Regions from separate parts of the Homo sapiens genome. Here region 2 is linked to region 1. A link is an interaction called in ENCODE POLR2A ChIA-PET data of the cell type or tissue named here. Cell type or tissue: OCI-LY7. All regions are shown on one strand.

Region 1 (5,000 bases):
AGTGCAAATGCAATAGCATGACCTTGGCTCACTGCAACCTCTGCCTCCTGGGTTCAAGCAATTCTCCTGCCTCAGCCTCCCGAGTAGCTGGGACTACAGGTGTGTGCCACCACACCCGGCTGATTTTTTTGTTGTTGTTGTTGTTTTAATAGAGACAGGGTTTCTCCATGTTGGTCAGGCTGGTCTCGAACTCCCAACCTCAGATGATCCAACCACCTCAGCCTCCCAAAGTGCTGGGATTACAGGCATGAGCCACCACGCCATGCCACATAACAATTTTTAATCTGCTTTTTTTTTGTTATTTGACAATAGACTGAGGGCATATTGGCATACATTGAAGGATATGCATGTACCTTATACTTTTAATAACTACATATGACCGGGCGTGGTGGCTCATGCCTGTAATCCCAGCACTTTGGGAGGCCAAGGCGGTGGATCACCTGAGGTCGGGAGTTCGAGACCAGCCTGGCCAACATAGTGAAACCTCGTCTCTACAAAAAAAAACAAAAAACAAAAAAACCAGCCAGGTGTGGTGGCATGTGCCTGTGGTCCCAGCTACTTGGAAGGCTGAGGCAGGAGAATTGCTTGAACCCGGGAGGTGGAGGTTGCAGCTAGCCAAGATCGTGCCACTGCACTCCAGCCTGGGCGACAGAGTGAGACTCTGACTCAAAAAAAAAAAAAAAAAATATGATTTCATCGTATGATTGGTTACACCATAGTTTAACCAGTCTACTGTTGATGAACTTTTATGATTTTTCAATTAGCCTATATAATAAATAATAATACAAGGAACATTCTGGCATATTTATTTTTGGTTAGTTGTGCAGATGTTTCTACAGGGTAAATTTCAAGATGTAGAATTGCTTGATTAAAGAGTATGCACATTCAAGAATTTTGAAACTACCGTCAATTGAAAGATCGTATAAAAGTACTTGTCCAGTCACAGAAGGTGAGGGCCAGTTTCACCTCACTAACAGTGGGCATTCTTAGTCTTTGTGAATTGTATTTTTCACATCTTTTGCTCATTTTTCCATTGGAGTACTAATTTTTTATTTAGTAAAAAAATTAGAAAAAAATTAGAAAAATTATATAGAAAAGAAAAGAAAAAAGAAGTAGTTGGGGCAAAGGCAGGGGACAGAAAGGGCTTTATCTTTATCTCCCTTAATCCCCATCAGCTCCCCTCTGGCCATCCTCCTTCCCTCCTCTCATCAGTATTCAAATACATAATTACATAAAATTTCTGTTGTTTAGCAGTAAAATGTGTAAATAAAAGTGTCTTTGGAAAGCTCCAGTTTGTGCACGATTTCAATGGAAAGGTTGTGCGTGCTATTTAAATATAGGTGGGAGGAAAGCCCCTCAGGCCTCCTCTGGAGTGGCGGTCGGCTGGAGGGGAGCAATCCCTCTAAAAGGTAACCTGGATCCCCAGCCATGGTGGGCAAGCCTAGCTCTGGGGTGGGACACTGGTGGAGGGAATGTGAGGAGTTTCCCCGTCTGTAGCAAACCCTCAGATCCATGAGACCCTGTGTGCCTTCCAAACACCCAATCACCTGTCACCAGCATCACTTGTAAATGACAAAAGGAGGTGCAGAGTATCTGCTTGAAATGCCACACCCAGCCCTGGCTTGCAGCCTCACCAGTGAGGACCTGGGAGGAGAAAAGAGGTGCACCCTACTGGTGATGGGTGTGCGAGCAACGGTCCGGCCAACCCTTTGCTCATCTCCTGGGCAAGCTTGAAGCCCCTAGTTGCAAACCTCAGTCAATCCATCTCCTTAGTTGGATTGACTTAGTTACAGGATGAAACTTCCTTGTTCTGGGAGATAGATAAGAGCTGTGTTCCAGAGAAGGAGTGCAGTTGGCCTGGGAGCAGAGGAGCAGCCCTGGGAGCAGAGGAGCAGCCCTGGGGCACGGGGAAGGGAGGAGAGGATCCTGTGTTCCTAGGAAGGATGTGTCTATTACAGGGTGATATATTGTGCTTTGTTTTGAGAAGAAGATTTTAGTTTTACGGTGCGGATGTGGGTTTCAACACCATAATGGGTTAACTTCTGCACAGAAAATTTGAAAACTAGAGGCTTTGCTCCATCTTCAAAAATTTAATGAAAATGTATCTACTAGGTATTAAATCACTTCCCTGCTGCAAAGCTCAGCCCATCAGATTTTACAGAAGCTGTGGAGGATGAATTGTGTTCCAAGGACAGAGATGTATTCTGGCTTTCCACTGGGCCCAGCCACAACCTGAAGCCGGCAGAGGAGAGTCCTTCTCTCCCAGGTGTCCCCCACACCTGCAGGACACAGGGTGTGCCTTCAGGTCAGTCAAAAGAGGTCCTTTAAACTTTTTCATTTCTCAATATATTTGTTTAGACAGAAGACCCTTTTTACAGATGTAGTCACTGAGCCCTGAGGGCTGCCGTACCCAGGCCAAGGTCATGTGGACTTGAGGCCAGAAGGCACAGCAAGAGGACAGGAGGCCAGTTGTCTTTCTTTGGCACTGGAAGACTTCCCAGTGTTCTGGTTGTCCTAACACCAGTGTCTCTCCTCCATGTCCCTTAGCTAAGTGCTTTAATGGAGACAGAGCAACCCAGGATAGCCACACCAAAGGCCCTGGCCTCAGAGGCTCAGCCTGCTGCTGGCTGGGGAAGGTGGCTGACAGAGGCTTCCAGCCCCCAGCTCCCTACAGGTCGCTGTCCTATGGACTGGGCCAAACCTCCCTGGGCACACCCCACCCCTACCTCCCACCCAAACCAAGTGCGCAGTGCCCTGAGAGCCTGCACTGTGAGAGACAGCCTGAACTAGAATGGCCTGCTGAGCACTCTAACATCAAGACTCAATTGCTGCCTCCTCCCCGGGCCCCTCAGCGGGAACCGGTTGTTCTTGTGCTTCTATTGGAGCAACTAATTACATCTATTATTGGAACAATTAATTTGTTGTCCATGTGACTGTTCCACTGTGGGCTCCTGGAAGGCAGGACCTATTTCATGTACCTCTTTGTAACCCTAGATGGAAAGCAACTTGCCCAGCACAGGAGGGCCCAAGTGACGCTTTTCCCGTGCCACCCCTTCTCTGGGCAGTTTCCTTTAGGCGTGGTCCCCCTCCTGAGGCACCACAGTGCCACCCAGTGGCAGAATTGCAGTACTGAGCTCTCCGGGGAGGGCTCTTCTGCCCCACACCCTGCTGGGGGCTACTTACAGCAGGGGTTGAAGGCGAGTAAGGGGTCACCGTCCTGGCAGGGCCCTCCTGCATGCCACAACTAAGGTCCAAATGGGGTTGAAATGGCAGAGAAACACAGCCAGTGCCTTTGTGGGCTCCATGTATTGCGGTATCTGCTTGAGGCTCATGCGGTTTCTCTCCCTGTCCTTTTTTTTTGTAGAGACAGAGGTATCCCTATGTTGCCCAGGCTGGTCTTGAACTCCTGGGCTCAAGCAATCCTCTCACCTCGGACTCCCAAAGTTCTGGGATTACAGGCATGAGCCACCCCGCCCAGTCCTAGTTTGTATTATTATTCCTTAGAGAACAACACTGCTGGAGGCAAGGGGCATGTCTGATCCATTTTATCCTCACAGGCTGGTCTGTGGCAAAAACTTAAAAGTACTGCATCTATGCAATGCATAGGAACAGCCAGCCTTTGATTGGGTCTTAGCAGAGGGAGTCAGGGTGAAGCACATAGGGTCTGGCATGAGAAGACCTCCATCCCAGTCCTGCCTGACACTTTCTCACTGTGTGGCCGTGGGCATGTCCCACCCTTTTCTGGGCCTCAGTTTCCCCATTAGTAAGTCAAAGGAGTTGCACTAGACTGTTACAAGGCTGCTCTGATCCTCCTGGGACCTCAGGACTCCTGATCTCAGAGGATGGCCTAGTTTTTCTTCTCTGAACCATTCCTACCCTCAAGCCTTTTCCTCGGATTGGCAAGACTTAGTTACAGGATGAAACTTCCTTGTTCTGGGAGATAGATAAGAGCTGTGTTCCAGAGAAGGAGTGCAGTTGGCCTGGGAGCAGAGGAGCAGCCCTGGGGCATGGGGAAGGGAGGAGAGGATCCTGTGTTCCTAGGAAGGATGTGTCTATTACAGGGTGATGCCAGGGAGCAGAGATGCCTCAGGCCTGGATTCAGATGGAGAACAGAAAGGGGGCCCCAGCTGTGCCAAAAGGGGATAGGGCCACCACTACACACTAGAGGAGATGGACAGTGGGCGGGGAGAGTGGCAGGGACACAAAGTGAGCTTTCAGCATTTGCATCCTGTGTCCAGCCAACAAATGTGTGGCATTGCTCCCAATAGCGAGGGAAGTGACTTCAAAGATGAGTAAATGGAGTGATTCTTCACCTGGGGAGGAGGGCGGCCCAGCTCTCCGGGAGGAATGCCAGAATATCAAATGGGGCTGGGAGGCTTTTAAAGATAAAAAGAAACATTCAATAAATCTAGGATTTTAATAAAAATAACAACCAAATACAAAGCTCAGCCAGTTCTCTCAGAGATGCACAAAAGCTGGAGTGAGAGAGTGTTGCAGTAGGAGCCTTGGTTTAAATCTCGAGAAGAGGCTGGGGACGATGGCTCATGTCTGTAATCCCAGCACTTTGGGAGGTCAAGGCGGGAGGATCACCTGAGGTCAGGAGTTTGAGACCAGCTTGCCCAACATGGCAAAACCCCGTCTCTACTAAAAATACAAAAAATTAGCCGGGCTTGATGATGGGCGCCTGTAATCCCAGCTACTTTGGAGGCTGAGGCCGGAGAATCACCTGAACCTGGGAGGCAGAGGTTGCAGTGAGCCGAGATCGCACCACGGCACTCCAGCCTGGGTGACAAGAGGGAAACTCTGTCTCAAAAATAAATAAATAACTAAAAATAGGCCGGGCGCTGTGGCTCTTGCCTGTAATCCCAGCACTTCGGGAAGCCGAGGCAGGCATATCACCTGAGGTCAGGAGTTCGAGACCAGCCTGACCAACGTGGTGAAACCCTGTCTCTACTAAAAATACAAAAATTAGCCGGCCGTGATGGCACACGCCTGTAATC
Region 2 (5,000 bases), 1.9 Mb before region 1:
TTAATTTGCATTTCTCTGATGATATTGGTTTAAAATACTTAAAAAATCTTCTTCTTGAACTTTGGGTGCCGTGTTTTCTTTTCTTTGTAACTGTATCTATTGCCTCTTACTTTTTTCTTTGGAAGCCTGTAGGTCCAGGGGCTTCCTCCATCCCTTTCTCTGGCAGCCAAGACTTGGTTCCTTGGATGCTCCTTCCTTGGATCTTGAAGGGATGTATACAATTCATTTTTGGACACAGCAGCAGTAGCAGTGGCGTGCAGTACCGGCAGTGTTTGTGTCCAGCAGGGGTGGCAAGGATGTCCTGCCCAGAACATTCATGTTAGGTTGTTCACTGGGGTGGTCATTTGTCCTTAATTTCACTGTTCATTGTGTGATCTTGTTGGGGTACCAAGTTAACTTCCCACAGTGGAAGCTGAAAAGCCAGATATGAAATCTTAGGCCCTGCACAAACCAAGGGCTGGTCAATGAGATAGACTTACTTGGCATTTTCAATCCAAAGTTAGGAATGCAAAGACATAAGCCAGCAGAGAATTCACTGGCTGTCTGCAGTGGTAACAACCATGGCCTAGTTCCAGGGGCAGCAGTGATGGTGCTGGGGCAGCATCTGAAGTGTTGTCACCTGGGTTTGGGCTAATGCTTCACCACCCAGTGTTCAGCCTCTGAAGCACACGTGCCATCCTAGATTGGTCCTGTGGGAAGAGTTCACGTGTTTCTTTCTTTTTTTTGAGAGAAGGTCTGGTTCTGTTTCCCAGGCTGGAGTGGTGCAGTGGCACAATCTCGGCTCACTGCAACCTCCGCTTCCTGGGCTCAAGTGATCCTCCTACCTCAGCCTGCCGAGTAGCTGGGACCAGAGGTGTGCGCCACCACGCCCAGCTAATATTTTGTGGAGATAAGGTTTCGCCATGTTGCCCAGGCTGGTCTCAAACTCCTGAGCTCAAGCAATCCATCCACCTCGGCCTCCCAAAGTGGTGGGATTACAGGTGTGGGCCACTGCACTGGGCCAAATTCATGTGTTTCTGGCAGTACCTCTTCTTTTTGATCCTGATCATTTTCTGAGCTTGATTCTCCAGTCTTTTCTGTCAATTCTGGAGCTCCCAAAGATGCTGTTGGTAAATTTATTTTCCCTTAAATCAGCCACAGGTAGTTTGTCTAGCATTTAAGTAAGAGCCTGCCTGATGAGTTCTGCATCCTACTCTTTAGATCTTAAATTGGCTAGTGTCTGTGCCTTTTCAACCCTTATCCCCTAGCCACCTCTTAAGTCTAAGTTTTAAGTTTTGCTTAATATAATCCACAATTATTTTACATTCAGTGGAACCAAGATCCCTGACCAATACCATGTGCTTTTGTGAAAACTCTGATGTTTTCCTGGTTTATTTAGAAGGTGAAAGGTCTCTGGAGGTTTGGTGTTTCCTTGTTAGCTGGTGAATCAATTTGCTTGACTATTTAACATTAATTTTGCTGCTGTTAGAATTATCATCTCAGATCTTAAGCTATGGGATGATTGACATACACAGCTTCAACCACATTTTCCGGGGTTTATAAAGTTTTTTTTAGTGCAAAACTGTTGAATTAAAAAGAATCCTTTTGGTTCTACTTCTTTGTTATTTGCTGAAAAGAGTAGTTTTTTCCCCTGGATAATATGAGTGAGATGGTAGCTTTGTGTCTAAAAACAGGAATGAAGTTTTCATGCTCACCTTTTACCCTCTATGTCCCCAGCTCCATGCCCATCTGTGTACTACCCACCGTGTTCTTCAAAGCTTAGCCTGTGCCTACTGCTGACCTCTTTATCACAGGTAGAGATTTTAACACTGAACCCACTGTTAGCTTTGGTTTCTGTGGCTGGGTATTAGTGTTGTTGAACTCAGTGGTACATAACTCTCTGGGGAAAAAAAGCTGCACACCTGGAGAGGAAGCCTGTTCATTCATTTACTGCAGCCCTCGTGAGTAACTTCCTTCTCATCTGATTGTGGCTTTTCTACTGGTGAGCAAACACTTCTTTTTTTTTTTTTTTTTTTTTTTTTTTTTAAGGGAGGAGTATCCATTGGAAATGGGTGGACAAAAACATTTTTTAATTTTCTTTGGCTAGTTGATAATCTTTTGCACATTAGGCAGATGTTTACCTAAATTACAGTTTCAATTTTTATTGAAATTTTACAAAGCCTTTTATACTGTGTATTTTTAGGAATAGTTAATAAAGTGGTGGAATAGAGCATTAGATATCTCAGACTTTCCATTGGCATAATCTGTTCCATATTGCTGAGGGAAATTTTAAGCATTTGAGAGCCTAGTACTGCAAACTCTGAAAAAGAGCTTATAGCAATGCCTTGTAATAGTGTATGAAAGCCTTCATTATCAAGGCACTGATTTAGGTAATAATCTGGAAAAAATAAAGTTGGATCTCTACCTCACTCTTTACACCAAAATAAAAATTCCAGATATATTAAATACTAAAACTTAAAAAATGAAACAAACAAAAAAAAAGATCAGGTAGGAAACAGGAAAGGAAACTTTTTATTTATTTATTTATTTTTAATTAAAAAGTAAACTTTAATGTAGCAAATGCAAACTTGGGGAAGACAGAGAAGATTACACACAAGGCTGTCATTTCACACTTGGAAGGTTGCACAGCACCGGGCAGAGGCGCTCCTCACTTCCCAGACAGGGCAGGGGCCGGGCAGAGGCGCTCCTCACTTCCCAGAGGGTGAAAAGGAAACTTTTTAAACCCCAAAATTGAAAAGAAGTTTGAAAGCACTTCACAAACTCCAGAATTCTTAAGAGGAAAAAATGGATAAATATGACTCTATAAAAATAAAATGGTTCTTTATGGAAAAAATATTAGACACATAATTAGAAGACAATTAAAAACCTGGAAAAATATTTGCAACATATATGATAAAGAACACATCTTATAATATATAAAGAGTATTTAAAAATCAATAAATATCACCTTTCCAGTAGGCAGAAAACATAATTCATAAAAATGGAAAAAAAAGGTCTTTTAGTTTGTAAGGAAAATGCTCAACTTCACTTATAATAAGATAAATGTAAATGTAAACCAATGAATTGTGCAGCTGCACAGACCCAGACTCATGAGATACAAAAGGCCTTAAACTAATATTAGAGTCACTTAGTTTCTTGAAAAGATTTCTTGAAAGTAAAACTGCACAGCACCTTCATCTCCTTGGGAGACTAAGCAACTTCTTAAGTAGATAATTTCTTTGGCCCTCTCACTCACGTGGGTTATGCGTGGATGCCGTGGACAAGCACCAAGGTGCATGTATCACACCGACATTCTTTTATACCTTTGTGTTTATGGTGGTCCAAGACTTGTGTGCCATCTCACAATTTCCCCAGGGCAGGAGCACTGTAGATGAGGCAGATGCAGTGTTCCAATTTTATTTATCTTTGTACTTTCTGAGGAAACAGGACTCTGAGGTCATTGTCCCAGGCATTTCTGGGTTAGCCCAGCTCTGAGATTAGCCATTACTTTGAAGACTGTAATATTGATTAGCAAAGAGCACAGGTGTCATAACACACCATGCTAGGTGAAGGTGTAGTGGAACTGTCACTTTGTCCATTGTTGGTAGGAACTTGGAAGGGTAGTTTGAACATTCCTAGTAAAATTTAAAATGCATATTCTCTTTACTTTGGCAGTTTTGATTATAGGAATTTGTTTTACAGATGTATCCAAAGAACAGTGTAAGAGAATTTACTACAGCTCTGATTATATTAGCAAAATAATGGAAACAACCTAAAAGTTCATCTTCAGGGGCCTAATGAAAGAAAATATGGTAAATCAGTTCACAGAAATACCACACAGTCATTTCAAAAGGAGAGGCAGACCTATATGCTCAAAGATGGAACACTGTTAGAGCCATATTAAATGGAAAAAGCAAGGAATGGAACGGCATGTATAGAAATGAACCTTTGTGAGGAAAGGGAATGTATATACCCTATGATTGTGTTTGCGTGGACTATCCTTGGAAATATGGGCAAGAAACTGTAGCGTTTTTAACGGGAGAACGGGAGAGAGAAAGAGGTTCACTTTTTACTTCAGAGCCTTCTGTATTCTGTGAATTTTTCTTAAAAAGTCACGTGTATGCATTAACTATTCAAAAAATAAAAACATAATAAATATATACATTGAAGAGTTATTGTTGTAGGGTTATTGTGGCTTAGGAGAAAAAAGCACATTTTTCTCTGATGAAATAAAATATTTAACTTATTTAAAAAAAAGGGGTCATAAAACTCTTGTCAAAAAATAGGATAGTTTTACTTCCATTAAGTTGAATTATCATAACAATATTGGACTCCAGAGTTATATGATGGAAATACTGCTGGTGGTTATTTCTGCTGGGCTTAAGTAGAGTCAATAATCACTTTCCTAATTTCTTTCTTCACGTTTCCTGTATAACCCATTGTATAACCCATTGTACACGTTTCCTGTATAACCCATTGTCACGAGCTTCTGAATTGCCACACCCAATCACCACTTTCCAATTGTTACCTTATTCTACCTGTTGGCCCCTTTTGTGGGAGTAATTGTCAAATATGATTTTTTTTCCTTAAACTGATCTCACTCCTTGGCTTTCATGACATTGCTTCAGAATCTCCTTCCTCATTAATCCTTCACCCTCTGCCTGGTACTTTGATTTCTGCCTTGGAAACATCTTTAGAATCTTCTCTCTTATCTTTACCCCAAGGGAATTGCCTGAAGTTCTGCCTCCTACATGGTCCCCTTTTCTGGTATCATCAGCTTCAGTCAAGGTTCGATAAGGTCACTCACCTCTATGTGTGGCTCAGAAACACTCACTGACTCCTTTTGGAGGTTCATGCCAATACTCCAGGTGGCATCTAAGAGCCCTCACACTCTGGTCCTCAGCCTTCTATCAGCCTCCCCCACCCCATGCACCTCCCTACTCAAGTCCTCTTGGTTGCGAGTGCAGAAACCCAGCTGGACCTTGCTTCATTCAAGATGGGACTTTATTGGAAGGATCCTG

What was found. ChIA-PET counts read pairs that join two places held together with the same protein. Peaks named below come from ENCODE experiments on the same cell type or tissue, not always from the same donor. Only the 100,000 strongest peaks of a DNase experiment are listed, where the experiment ranks them.
Region 2: POLR2A ChIA-PET joins it to region 1 with 10 read pairs; 2 of 35 experiments call an interaction of 5 or more read pairs at or near these places.

What each region holds. Positions count from the first base shown.
Region 1 is chr10:86,582,524-86,587,523 of GRCh38, forward strand. No RefSeq gene overlaps it. Among named protein-coding and RNA genes, the nearest start is that of WAPL-DT, 63 kb to the left of the region's middle. RefSeq lists enhancers at 2,207-2,708, 2,950-3,009. In OCI-LY7, CTCF peaks have their summits at 1,673, 3,114 (motif pointing left) and 3,342; DNase peaks (open chromatin) are centred at 1,648 and 3,098.
Region 2 is chr10:84,652,987-84,657,986 of GRCh38, forward strand. No RefSeq gene overlaps it. Among named protein-coding and RNA genes, the nearest start is that of CCSER2, 330 kb to the left of the region's middle. In OCI-LY7, no CTCF peak of the experiment used is centred here; a DNase peak (open chromatin) is centred at 1,885; H3K4me3 peaks cover 477 bases; H3K27ac peaks cover 603 bases.